Regions from separate parts of the Mus musculus genome. Here all the other regions are linked to region 1. The links are chromatin contacts, found by Hi-C or POLR2A ChIA-PET in ENCODE. All regions are on one chromosome and are shown on one strand. Each heading gives the region's core, a stretch centred on a gene start or an enhancer-like site at or near the end of the contact. The rest is flanking DNA. Distances are from core to core; before and after follow the strand shown.

Evidence for each region. A loop is a pair of places that touch in the nucleus more often than their neighbours do. ChIA-PET counts read pairs that join two places held with the same protein, here RNA polymerase II (POLR2A).
Region 2: POLR2A ChIA-PET joins it to region 1 with 41 read pairs in embryonic stem cell. The contact joins the enhancer-like site here to the promoter of Poldip3 in region 1. POLR2A ChIA-PET finds 5 or more read pairs at or near these places in 4 of 5 experiments (Patski and embryonic stem cell).
Region 3: POLR2A ChIA-PET joins it to region 1 with 38 read pairs in embryonic stem cell. The contact joins the enhancer-like site here to the promoter of Poldip3 in region 1. A Hi-C loop is called at or near these places in 1 of 37 maps with a recorded cell type or tissue (mouse embryonic stem cell). POLR2A ChIA-PET finds 5 or more read pairs at or near these places in 5 of 5 experiments (Patski and embryonic stem cell).
Region 4: POLR2A ChIA-PET joins it to region 1 with 17 read pairs in embryonic stem cell. The contact joins the enhancer-like site here to the promoter of Poldip3 in region 1. POLR2A ChIA-PET finds 5 or more read pairs at or near these places in 3 of 5 experiments (Patski and embryonic stem cell).

Annotation. Positions count from the first base shown.
Region 1 is chr15:83,148,101-83,151,382 of GRCm38, forward strand. Poldip3 (polymerase (DNA-directed), delta interacting protein 3) reads right to left here and starts at 1,278. Exons shown (of 9, transcript NM_178627.4): 1 at 1,095-1,278. The coding sequence starts at 1,153. It overlaps Rnu12 (RNA U12, small nuclear), which reads left to right and starts at 1,545; the gene lies at 1,545-1,694.
Region 2 is chr15:83,302,063-83,305,264 of GRCm38, forward strand. Arfgap3 (ADP-ribosylation factor GTPase activating protein 3) reads right to left here. Exons shown (of 16, transcript NM_001357756.1): 15 at 1,041-1,162. Among named protein-coding and RNA genes, the nearest start is that of Gm32788, 6.9 kb to the left of the region's middle. Within about 2 kb of position 1,872, at least 1 of the 3 ENCODE cell types and tissues checked has a DNase peak (open chromatin) inside an H3K27ac peak, as active enhancers do.
Region 3 is chr15:83,343,887-83,347,118 of GRCm38, forward strand. The region is part of intron 1 of Arfgap3 (ADP-ribosylation factor GTPase activating protein 3); the gene reads right to left. Among named protein-coding and RNA genes, the nearest start is that of Gm51290, 3.6 kb to the left of the region's middle. Within about 2 kb of position 1,350, at least 1 of the 3 ENCODE cell types and tissues checked has a DNase peak (open chromatin) inside an H3K27ac peak, as active enhancers do.
Region 4 is chr15:82,920,891-82,924,237 of GRCm38, forward strand. It overlaps a transcript of Tcf20 not described here. Among named protein-coding and RNA genes, the nearest start is that of Tcf20, 10 kb to the left of the region's middle. Within about 2 kb of position 1,306, at least 1 of the 3 ENCODE cell types and tissues checked has a DNase peak (open chromatin) inside an H3K27ac peak, as active enhancers do.

The sequences.
Region 1 (3,282 bases), core at 28-2,527:
CTGGAAGAGCAGTTGGTGTCTTAACTGCTGAGCCATCTCTCCAGCCCCAGGAAAACAGTTCCTGACACCTACAGCAGTGTATCTATATGCCTGCTGACCACGGGCCGACTTAACCACTTTTTCACCTGCACATTTATAAAAGCTAGAAATGGCTATCGATGTTTAAGAGTATGTTGAGTCTGACTGTCTCACTTAAGACATCAGGGCATACATCCATGAATGCCAATGCCACCCTCTTGGAACTGTTTTGTCTGTCTTTGCCTGAGGCCAACTCAGTTGGGGCACTCGGTGGCCTTGGGAAAGTCTTTCTCTCTGGCTCCAGCTTTCCCGTTTGTGAAATGCGGAATAAAATAGTTAAGCAACAGCGGAGCGCCTGGAGCACCAGCTACTCAAGAGACTGAGGCAGGAGGATGGATTTGAGATCAGGAGTTCCTGGATAACATGGAGGACGCCGGCTCTCAAAACGGAAACAAACTGGCCTGTCATCTCAGCCCTTGAGAAACGGGAGGAGGAGGGAGACTCTTGGCGTTTTAAGGCCAGCCTCGGAGACGCAGCGAGTTCGAGGCTCGCTCCGGCTATGTGAAAGCCGGCCTCAAGAGAAAACAAAACGATCAGACAACCATTACAGATATCACAGTGAAAGGAACAAGGCGTCTCGCCTATGAAAGAGCTCTTTGCTTAAAACGGGTCGGGCTAAGCACCGTGGCATAGGAGAACCAGCAGAACTGGCCATAAACAGCTCTGGGCTGGCGGCTCCTCCGCTCAACTTCCGCCCTCTTAACTCCCAGGACCTAAAGGCCGAGCGGAGACGGCGCCACCGTGGTCCCCCCGGACCCGATCCTCCGGGGAGCAAGGCCCTGGCCCGCCCAGCCCTCGGCTCGCCTGCGATCGGGCCTCCCGGGCCTCCCGGGCCCAGCAGCCAGTGGACCGACCAGCAGCTGGGCCCGCGCGGCCGGGCCAATAAGGAGCGCGGCGGACGCAGGGGGCGGGCGCAAGCGGCGTCGCCCCCCGGAGCCGCTCCCTCCTCCGCCCCCGAACCCCAAGAAGCAGCGAGGCCCCTACGAGCCTCGAGGAAAAGGGAAAGGGCCGCTCACCGTCCCTTGGCCGCCGTCCCGCGCTTCCGGATGAGCTCGTCCAGCGAGAGATCGGCCATCTTGCGGCGCGCAGCTAGCGGAGAACGGAGGAGAAGCCGACTGCGGCGAGCCCGCCCCGCGGCCGGAGTCAAGAGCGGCTTCCGGCAACCCGGACGGCCAACTCTCGCGACAGCTCAAACGAAAAGCTCGAGACGGAAGGGGTGGAGCCTCTCTCCCCGTGAGCCTTTGCGGTGCTCGCTTCTAATTTGCATGGAGGAGTCCGGAGCCTTATGGGCTCTCTCTCCCCCCTCCTCCTTTTGCTAATGAGGAATTAGAATTATATCGATCATAAACCATTAAAAAGCATTATCAAGAGGACAAGTCTTTTAGTCATACAGCCGATCGGACACTCACCATACTTGTAATGAGAATATAATTTCTTACCCCTGAGGAACGTAGACACGTTCCTCATGCCTTAAACTTATGAGTAAGGAAAATAACGATTCGGGGTGACGCCCGAGTCCTCACTGCTTATGTGAGAAGAATTTTTGAGCGGGTATAGGTTGCAATCTGAGGCGACCCGCCTACTTTGCGGGATGCCTGGGTGACGCGATCTGCCCGACCCCCTAATTCTACAAGAATAGAAAGCTTAGCAGCTCCTCTGAATGGTTGCTCTCAGGTGCTAGTGGTTGCAAGTCGTATGTTGATGCCTGCCTTTGCCCTACCTGGTGTGTGAGCGTGAGCGCGCCCCACCTCTCCAGCCTCTCTCTTACTGTTTTTCAGACAAGATGGGACTGTTGTTCTCCTACTGCTATGTACCTCAATTTCAATTGATCATGCCTGGACATAACTGCCCATGTTGTAAGGTCGTCTACGTTGTAAGGTCGTGCTCAGTTTCTGATGCCTAGACTAGTCACCTTTCCGTTTGCCTCCTGACTGTGTAAATGAGGCAAATGAAGGTGGTCTCTTAACTGACATGTTAGTGTTTGACCTATGGGATAGTTTCTCATTGTTGAGACAGAATTTCTAGAAGCTGGTCCGCTGAGCGGCTAAGAGCACTTGCTGATATTGCAAAGGATCTACCTGGGTTTGGTTCTCAGCACTCACATGGAAGTTCACATGTAACTCCAGTGCCAGGAGATTCAATGCCTTCTTGACCTCCCAGGCTATTGCATACATATACATACATACATACATACATACATACATACATACATATATGTGTATACAGGCAAAACACTCATAAACATAAAAATAGATAATTTTTTCAAAAATAAAAACATGATGCTCTTGGGTCAGTTTCTCATGTTCCCTTGAAAATGTACATGTTGGGGCTGGTGAGATGGCTCAGTGGGTAAGAGCACCCGACTGCTCTTCCGCAGGTCCAGAGTTCAAATCCCAGCAACCACATGGTGGCTCACAACCATCCGCAACAAGATCTGACTCCCTCTTCTGGAGTGTCTGAAGACAGCTACAGTGTACTTACATATATTAATAAAATAAATCTAAAAAAAAAAAAAAAACTATCTGCCATATGGAACATTTAAAAAAAATGTACATGTTATGAAAGGAAGGCCTTCCTAAGAGACAAGAATCAGTTTCCCACAAGAATATTCACGAGCTTGGCTCAGGAATCCCAGGCTACTAGTTTGAAATGCCCTATGACTGAGGCTTTGGCAAAGTGGGGACTTTGATCAACCTGGACTGCCCCCATTCTCAGGACATAGACTCTACAACTGGAACCCCATCCCTGCTGCCAGGGCCTGAACTACAGGTCCACTACCGGGTCAGCCATTAAAAAACAAAACAAAACAGAGCATCAGGGTTCAATGGAAGGCTTGGCAGGATCCAGGAAAACCCTAAGGTTCAGCATCCGATACTGGAGAAGCATCCTGGTCCTGGTGGTAGAACTGCGAGTGGGTCTAGACTTGATCTCTTTAAGTAGAGAACACCAGCATACAACACACTCGTACCTCTACGTGCACACGAGGAAGAGAATCCCAGGGTGGGTAAAGGTTTAACCTCACTGCTGGGGCCAAGTTGAGCTATGCAGAATATAGGAACAGGCCAGAGGGGTCTTGCCTATAAGGTCCTAACTCCTCTAACAGTGAAGTTGTTAAAATGTTTTCCTTCAGTACATGGGACTATAAGGAAATTATCTGTAATGGCTGGTCCTGGTTGTCAACTTGACTCTATCTGGAATGAACTA
Region 2 (3,202 bases), core at 622-3,121, 150 kb after region 1:
AGGCAGTCACAGAATAGAACTCCCTATTCATTTAAAAAAAAATCTATGCAGCCAGGAATGGCGGTGCACACACCTGGAATCCCAGTACCCAGGAGGGCAAAGAGCTCTGTGAGTGATGGGTTAACCTGTCACAAAGCCAGTTCCAAACCAGCTAGGATGCATAGTGAGACCCTGCTTCAAAGAAAATGCTGGGCACGGTGCTGCATGCCTTTAATCACAGCACTCAGGAGGCAGAGCCATGGAATCTCTACATAGTAAGCTACAGGTCAGCCAAGATTACACAGAGAGACCCTGACTGGGGGTTGGGGGGTAAAACAAGACAGCAGAATGCTACAAGGGTTCTCCCAGAACAGGGAGGTAGTGGGTGGTGTCCGCATCTTCTGTGGAGCCGAGAGATGGCTTTGTAGTTTTGAGCACTTATTGCTCTTGCAGGAGACCTGGCTTCAATTCCCAGCACCCACATGGCAGCTCACCACCACCTATAACTACAGTTCTGGGGACTTAATCCCTTCTGTGAGGCCAGGCATGCATACATATGTACACACATGCAGGCAAAAACACTCATATCAATAAAACAAAATAAATGAATCTAAATTTTTTAAAACAGAATTCTCCAGAAATATACGAACTCCAGTAGGAACTTAGAAAAACACTGTCAGGTGTTGGTGGTGCACGCCTTTAATCCCAGCACTTGGGAGGCAGAGGCAGGTGTATTTCTGAGTTTGAGGCCAGCCTGGTCTACAGAGTGAGTTCCAGGACAGCCAGGGCTACACAGAGAAACCCTGTCTCAAAACAAACAAACAAACAAACAAACAAACAAACAAACAAGAAAGCACTGTCCTGAGGCAGGGTCTCAGCCCAGACAAGCCTTGAACTCATGATCTTCCTGCCTCAGCCCCCAGTGGCTGTGATTATAGACAATATTACAGTGTACTTCACCGTGCCAGGCTTTCATGATGCCTGGTCCGCTCTGCAGCACAGCTCCCGAGCTCCCAGCGGCAGCTCCAGGACCCCAGGAGCTCCAGCATTGCCTCACTCACCTGAATGGACGTCATGACCCCATTGGCGAAGACGGAAAGTTTTCCAGCAACGGAGCGCACACCTTGCTTGAACTGCGCCATGTCTGGGGCATTGGGCAGCACATTGGAAAGGTTGTAGTTTCCTGCACACAGAAAGATGTCAGCTTGCCCCTCTTCTAAGGACATGTGCAGCCCAGTGAACCCACCCTACTCTCTTGCCTCCTTCCAGGCATCAGTTGTGTCCAGAGAGAGGGACCTTGCAGTAGGGCAGTGGCAAGTATTGGTCACAACACACAGTTCCTTCAGCCACCACAGCAAGGGGAACAAGGGACTCTGTCCAGTGACTCTAAAGGCTCAAACTGGAATCAGGCATATCACCATGTCCAACACTGGCCATGGGTTACTGGAGGTATTGGGAAGGGCAGCAGGCAGGCTCCATTCATTCTCTGTACATTCACTCATTCATTCAACAGACACATGCAAGGGCTCTGTCAAGTGCCAAGGGCACAGAAAGAGAAGATGGGTGCTCCCCATGAAAGAACTGTTGTAGTCAGGTCACCAGGTGCCTTACTCCTGACGTTGAGTGAGGCACAAGCACGTAAAGGCCTGAGGTGTGCACACAGGCTCAGGGCAGCCAGAGGGGAGAACTAGGGAGGTCAAAGGAGCCAGGCTGAAAGCTGATGACTGGGCACAAGGACAGGACATCGGACCAAGGACAGGGCTCTAGCACATGGGTTGAACTTCCAGAGAAGAGGGGGGCATGGGGGCAGCCAAGATGAGGAAATGACAGAGAGCAAACAATCAGAAAGGCCTGGAACCATGGGAGGGGCTTGCAGACAAGGAGCCTGGGCAACAATCCAGCACTCAGGGCTGCCCCTCCCCTTCCAGGGGAGACATGGATCTTCTTTAACATTATGAGCCAAATTCTCAGAAGTGAGGCCAATCAAGAGAAAAGCCTATGGCTTTACAAATGGCGAATGTCACAGGGTTCAAAACACTGGCAGGTACTTGTCTGAGACAGGCACCGCAGCCTCTGATGTGCTAAAATCATAGGTCAGTGAGTGAGCTAGAATCTGGCCCTCAGGGTGCTGCCACCTGAGAGCGTGGGTAAGGAGCTTGCAGGCAAAGGTCTAAGAACACGCTGAGCCTGGAGCTGCAGGCCCGCATGCCCACATGCTCACACAGGCTGCACGCCTGGCCCCTGAGCCAACTTTGCACGGAGGCAGCTCAGCAAGAGGGTGGTTCAGGATGTGGGGCCATAGCTTACGGTACACTGGAACAATCTGTCCTTGAAAGAGACACTGGGCAGGGGGAGGGCAGTTGGGGAGATGGCTCTCTGGATAAAGAACTCATCAAGTGTGAGGAGGGGTTCGGATCATAGCCCATGATGGGCGTGGCAGCCCACCTGTAATTCCAGATTGAAGGGAGGAGACTGCAGATCTCCCAGAGCAACCTGCCAGTTAGACTAGTCCGATCTGTGAGCTCTGGGTTCAATTAAGAGACCTGCCTTAAAGAATGGAGAGTGGAGAGTGAAGGGGGAAGATTCCCACCAGTCTCTGTCCTCCACGTGCACAGGTACGCGCACACACACATATACACATACATACAACACACTCTTACATGCTAAAAGCACCAAGGGATAAGCGGGGAAGTGGGAAATAGCCTTTCCCTAACATGGCTGTCACTCTTTCCCCTACTCTCGCATCTGGGGCCCTGAGCACTCTATCCTTCCCACACAGGGCCCAGTCCACAGCCCACACACTCTCTGGCCCTGCTGCGCTGGTGGCTCTGATGATCTCCGAGCTCCCCACTCAGTCTTTCAACCTTCTCTGGCAGACACCAGCCCTGAGTACCATGCACGATGTCTAGCACGCCTCATAGAGCATCTACTTCCCAGGAAGCACACATGGGCCATGAACCCCAGCCTGCTTGATCTGACCCGAGAGTGATGGGAATGAGGCCACACAGACCTGCTTCCAACACTAGCATAGGCTCTTTGCAGCTGTGCATGCATGCCAAATGAGGCATCCTTAGCAGGCAGATCTCCGAGTTCGAGGCCGGCCTGGTCTATAGAATGAGTAGTCCTCTGTAAGGCCATCCAGCAGCTCGGAGGCGGGGTAAGGGGGGTTCAGGCAGGCAGCCACAACAGTCCCACCTACCTGGGCTCAGTAGAGGGGCAAGTT
Region 3 (3,232 bases), core at 100-2,599, 200 kb after region 1:
TCACACAATCTCTGCCTCACTTTACCAAGGTGCCTTATAGAAGGAGGCGGCAGGACTCACCCACTACTTTTTGTTTTGTTTTGTTTTTTGTTTTTGTTTTTTGAGACAGGGTTTCTCTGTATAGCCCTGGCTGGCCTGGAATTCACTTTGTAGACTACTTTTGTGATTAGGCTAAGACACCACGGCCTCGTTGCCCCTGGGTCACTACCTCTTGGGAGAAACCAGCTAAGGTTTCTCCAGGAGACTCAGATAGCCCTGGGCAGAGGCTCAAGTGCTAAGGCCCTAGCTGAACCGCCTGTGGAGATCGGAGGCCTGACCACACCACACTGCTCAAATGACCGTTGCTGTGTCACAGACAGGACACACCCAGCCAGCTAAGTCACTCTCCACTCCTAATCTCTGAACCCACATGGGTGTAGACGCTAAGTTTGGAGGGCTAGTCCAGTGTTCCTCTCTGAAACACGACACTTTGAGAACAATTAGAATCACAAGTCACCTCAGCAGTGGCCCTCTGCTCTGCAGGCACCGAGAGCTCCTGCAGGGCTAGGCCTTTCCTGTAACCTGCTCTCTCTGTTAGCACAGGTGCTTAATGCTGGCTGAACAGCTCTGGGTATTTAGCTCCCACGGACCTTGATCCCATATTCCCTGCTCCTAAGCACTTAGCAAACCTTTGTAAGCCAAGCTAACAACAATACACCAATTATTGCCAGCTCAAAAACTGTCAGCAGACCCTTCCTTCAACAATGATGAGAGAAAACACTTGCTGGGCCACCCAGAGGGCTCAGTGGGTAAAGGTGCTGTGGCCAAGCTTTGATGACCCGAGTTCAATCCTTGGATCTTACATAATGGAAGAAATGAATCCCTTAAGTTGTCCTCTGACCCACTCAAGCAGGCCATGGAATGCACACACACCATGGTACTCATGTGAGCCTGTACACCCAAAATAAATCCATGCATACATAGTGCCTTCCACAGACATCATGTTAATTCAAGTCAGGATAGCAATCACAAAATTCTTACAAGCAGGAAAATTGTCTCTTTTTCAGAACCCAGCTCACTCTAGATACAGTTTATAAAGTAAAAGTACCCTGAGGAAAGAGCTGCTTCTGACCTTGGGAAAGGAAAAACTACTAAAAACCACCACCAGCCGGGCTCAGGCTGATCGGCGACAGTGGGTGTGGAGTGACATCGGGTATGTAGAGCAGCTGGCCAGTGACTCACTGTGGTGTTCTCTGCCTGCCTGCTACGTGTCAGACACTATGACAGGAGCCAAGGTACAAAGGCATGGATGCCATCATAGAATCCAGCAGTGCATACTGAGACCCAGTCTCTGCCAGGCCACGTGCTGGCCACTGTGTGGGGAGAGACGGACACAGACACCAAACAGTGCTTGGGCACCAGCTCTGGAAGTCAGGAGCTTCCTGGAGGGGACAGTGCTGCTCACCTGACTTTAACATGCACTTTCTATCCTGTGCGGGCCCTGGTACAAACGGCTGCCCCTTGGCACTCGCTGGTCTAGTGGGAGAGACAACTCATTATGTGATCTTATGGCTTTAGGTTAGCATATCAAACAAGGTGTCCTATGCAGGCCCTGTGGAAGAGGCGAGGAGGCAGGAGTTTGCTGTGCACAGTCTAGGGCAGGCAAGCTGAACTACAGGGGAAGGGAGACACGAAATGGGGTCTGCTCTGCTTTGATAGGTGATCCCAAACAAAAAATATGGTTTTCTAAGGAGAATTCAGTTCGTAGAAGGGGAAAAGCAACAGCTTTTAGCTGACAGCGTTTAGCCCGATAATGAGAACTTTCTTACGGAAATGGCAGCTAACACTACACAAAGCCTTCACAAAAACCTGAAGGAAAGGGTTTATCACCTCAGCAGCCTCAGTGACTGTGACACCTGGGAAATCTCTCGGAATGGAATGGTGGGGCATGCCTGGGCAGTGGAGTTAAGGGGATCAGGAGTTCAAGGTTGTCTTTAGCTACACAGAGCATGGGAGGCCAGCCTGGGATACCTGAAACCTTATTTCAGAACAGAACGAAAATGAGAAACGTAGGAAGCAGATGTCTCCCCCCGTGTTAGCACAGTATCACAAAGTTCTTCATCTACTTTTAAAAATGAAATTAAGTGTTTTGCCTATACGTGTATCTGTACACCACATGTGTGTCTGGTGTCTGCACCAGCAGAGGGCATTGGGTCCTCAGGAGCTGGAGTTAATGGATGGTTTTGAGTGGTTCTGCATAATCACGTGGGTACCAGGAACCAAAAACAGGCCCTGTGTTGGAGACATAAGTTCTCTTAACCACTGAGCCATCTTTCCAGCATCCCCATCTACTATATATATATATTTTCTAATCATGTGGGTATGTGTGGGTATGGCAGCTGCCCTGAGTCCAGAGGCACGGTCCCTGGAACGGGGATTACAAGTGGCAGTGAGCCACCTGCCGTCGGTGCTGGGAACTCACTCGGGTCCTTTGCAAAGGCAGCACACGCTCTTCACTGCTCATCTGTCTCTCCAGCCCTGTCCCTTCCATTTTCCACCCCTACTGCAGGCTCCCTGAAGGCACGTGCTGTGTCTCTACCTCCAGCGTAAAAGTCTGCAGAGCTTTACACAGCACCGGAACCAACAGGTGCTGACTGACCCGAGGAGCAGTCCAGTACAGAAACCAGCCTGCGAGCCGAGACCTTTCATCCAAGCAGACCATCGTTAGATCCAAGGGAACGGACAGTGGATTCCAGATAAAAGGAAACCTAGCTGCCTTCCTGTTGCTTTTCTGACAACGTATTTTTGAGGCCCCCCCCTTTTTTTTTACAATCTCTCCCCCTGTTTAGACAGGGTCTCCTGCAACTCAGCCTGGGTCACACTTGTTCTGTAGCTGTGGGTAAATCTGACATCCCAACCCTCCTTGCCTTTCCTTTCAGGTGCTGGAATTAAGTGTGAAGCAGGTATCATGCTTCCAGCCCTATCAGAGCAAAAAGTTTACTTAGAGGGCACGTCCTTACAACCCCAGATGAGTCTTTACATAGTGTACTTATTTTGTTGTTGTTGTTGTTTTTAATTTTCATTTGTGAAAGAACATTGTTATATGGTCTAGCCTTGAATTTGGCAATCCTCCTGCCTCAACTCAAGCAGTTTAAGAGTGCTGTTAAGCTAGGCATGATGACTGGGTGGCTTGAAGCCATCCTCATCTCATAATTTTGTCATTCAGAAAGCTGTGGCAAGGATTGCAAAATTC
Region 4 (3,347 bases), core at 56-2,555, 230 kb before region 1:
TGGCAAGGTAAGCCTCTGGGTAGAGAAGGGCCCTGCTACCTGCTCCCCTCCTGCCCCTCCTGTCACCCGCAGTGCAGTGCAACCATGTAACTGTCTAGCCCCAGCACAGCGTGCTCAAAAGCAGGCACCTGCCAATCTCAGCCCACGGCCTCCGCCCAGCCCCCTCTCCCGGAGGACAGATAATTCTCTCGCTCTCCCAGCCTGACAAAATAACTAATGCTAACTCAATAAAGTCCCCCTTGAAGGTTTTTAATTACCAGACTGTGCCGAAGACTAAAGACTCCAGGAGCAGGAGGGGGGGCTGCCGAGGCTGATGGGGTGATAGGCGTGGCAGAGACTGGACCGGAGGAGTGGTAAAGTGCCCTCCCTCTGACTAGGGGAGAAGGCAGGGCCAGGCCGGTGCTGTCCAGGGTGCTGGGCCCAGCAGTCACAGGATTTAGAATTCCTACTGGCAACAGCAGCCAGGGAGGGAGGCCCAGTGAGGCTCCTGGCTGACTATGCTGATTTGTCTTTGAGCTTCGTAGCCAACCACACAGTGGACACATCCCCAGTGAACTGAGAATGCACTGAGCCAGCAGTCATCAGCAAGCCTTCACGGTCCAGGTTCACAGAGTCTGGCAGCCCACAGACAGAATACAGACCTGTGATATGGGATGAAGGAGTGCACAAAGGTGGCTGTCAAAATAGTGTCCTCTGTGCTAACCATAGCTCCAGGCAGGGGGATGTGCTTGGGACACAGGAGGGACCAAGGCTGTCCAAAGGGGCTAAGAAGAGCCTAAAGAAGAGCCTAAGACATCACCCACCACAGATATTCAAAAGACCAAATAATGCCCTACTGTCATGAGGAGATAAGTTGGGGGTAGGCCAGAGTGGGAGGGAGTGCCAGCTGGCAACAACATACCCCACCCCCAACTATAGACAAGAGCAAACAAAGATAACGTCCAAAGTGAAGCTCTCAGCTTCCTTCACCCTAGCATAATACCAAACTCCTCTCTTACCACAGCCTACCTGTGAGCCACCCATGAGACAAGCCATAAGGCTTAAACTGGCCCCATTTTCTGGATGTGAACACAGAGGCTCCATGGACCCTTTGCCCAAGCCATGCTCTTTCTACTGCATCTTTCAAAGATCTGCTCTTTTCCGTGTTCTGCAGAGGTATTGCTGTAGGGGCAGTGCGGAGAGCCGGTGCAGCGGCGTTCAGCTCCCAGGGGCTTCAAGGGGGTGGTGGGAACCCCCAACACCCAGCCCTAACTGGAGTCTTCTGGCTGGGATCACAGCCCTACGACGACGGAGCTGCTGCCCACCAGCCGGCCCCTTGGCATCCGGCCCTGGATGGCAGCCAGCTGGGAAAGGAAGCAGCTTGGCTGGCCGCCAGTTCACAGTGCCTGAGCTGTCAGCCGGGAGGCAGGCCAGGCAGGACTGAGACCCCCTGCCCCTGAACAGAGCCCTGGCCAGGCCACCAGGATAGGGCCAAGCTCCTCCTCCCATCAAGAGATTCAAGGGGGCCCTGTCATTGCCAGCCCTGAGCAGGGAGCAGGGGACGTAATCTTGCTGGGTCCCCATTTATTCAGCTTAGCTTTGTACAAACGACGACTGTTGTGGAAGCGGCATGTGGAGCAGGAGATTTTCAAGTCAAATAATAATAAAAACAGCAACAACTACAGCTGACACTGAGCAAGCACTCAGTCAGCACTGGGTGTCCCTGCACAGACTCCCCCGGGAGGGAGATATTAGCGCTATCAGACGCAGCGGCTGAGCTCAGAAAGGGGCAATAACTCACCTACAGCCACACAGCATGCTGAAAGGGCTTGGGGCTGGATCAGTCCTGATGCTCCCCTGGCTTAAGCAGGGCTAGATGCCTGGGACAGGGCAGAAACTCATGCATCTGTTGAGTGTGGAGTTCAAGACTGGCCACGAGAGGATGCAGAGATAACCTCTCAGCCTGCCTGCTTATGTCTGTTCAAAGCACCAAGAGTAGGGCTGGAGTGATGACCCAGAGGTTAAGGGCACATATTGCTCTTCCAGACCTGCATTCCCAGCTTGTAATTGCCTGGGACTACAGCTCAGGGACTCCAACGCCCTCTTCTGGCCTCCTGGGGCACTGCATTCACATGCGCAAATCCATCCTCAGACATTTACAGACACATCAATATTCAAAATTTTATATATATATATATATATATATATATATATATATATATATATATATATATATATATATTAAAAGCGCTAGGGGCTTCCCACCATCTCTTCCCAACTCTATTCCATCAAACTTTCAGGCTATGGTGCTGCACTGGCTCTATTTCTACATGCCCAGGCAGGGAGCGCTAGTGACTCACCCACAGCCACACAGGTGAGGCGCAAACCATGGTTCCTACCACTCCTCTCATCAGAGTCCCAACATCACAGGAAGGCCCAGAACCACACTACTGGGCTCCCAAAGTTCTTAACCCGGGAGGCTAAAGGGGCAACTGGGATACAGGACAGGCAGTGCTGACTGAAGGAGTTCCTCTGGAGAGAGGCTGTCTTCACCTAAGACTGGATCACTGTGGGCTATCAGATAGCCACTAAGAAGGCAGGCACCCCAGGGAAAGCAGGAGCAGGCCAGCGTCACTCAGCGGGCACGGAAGGGTCAAGGAAGAAAGGTGCTTCTGGTGACCTTATGTCTGGAGGGGCTTGGGCTCTACTGAAGTCCACCCTGACCAGTCCCTCGAAGCAGAGGGCTGGTCTGCTAAGGAGTCTTGGCACCTCTTTGATCCTGTAGTGCTGGTGCTAGAGAGGGCTGGCGGGATAATATGCTCCTCTCCCTTATGAATGGCCAGGTGCATAGCAGTCTTGCCAGCTGGTAAGGTGCCAGCTTGGCCCTAATCGCTTATCTCTGCACTCGCCTTCCAGAGCTTGTCCTCCAGAAGGACAGATTCAGCCATAGAAGATGAAGCAGGGCTATGCTAGATCTTGGGGCCAGGTTAGTGGATGGCCCTTCTCCCATGGACTAGACGACATCCTGGGCATCCAGAGAGCACCTCTGCAGCTGCTGAGGGAGGACTGAGAGAGAGAGAGAGCAGGGAAGCCCCAGCATGATACCAGTACAGACAAGGCTACAGTGCAGCAGTGTCCTACCCTGGAGACAGTAAATGACAACAGCAGCGAGCAGACAGATGCTAAATCTATGTACCCTGCCCCCTGGGCCTGGAAGAATTTACCAGAGAAGCTGTGAGAGGACCTGAGAGGTGGCAGGCAGACATTATGAACTCCTAGAAACTGAGAACCTTACCTCTCACTGAAGGAGAGCAGGACGGGGGTGTGGTCCTTCTGAGAGTGCACATATACTGGCCTCTCCCTAACCT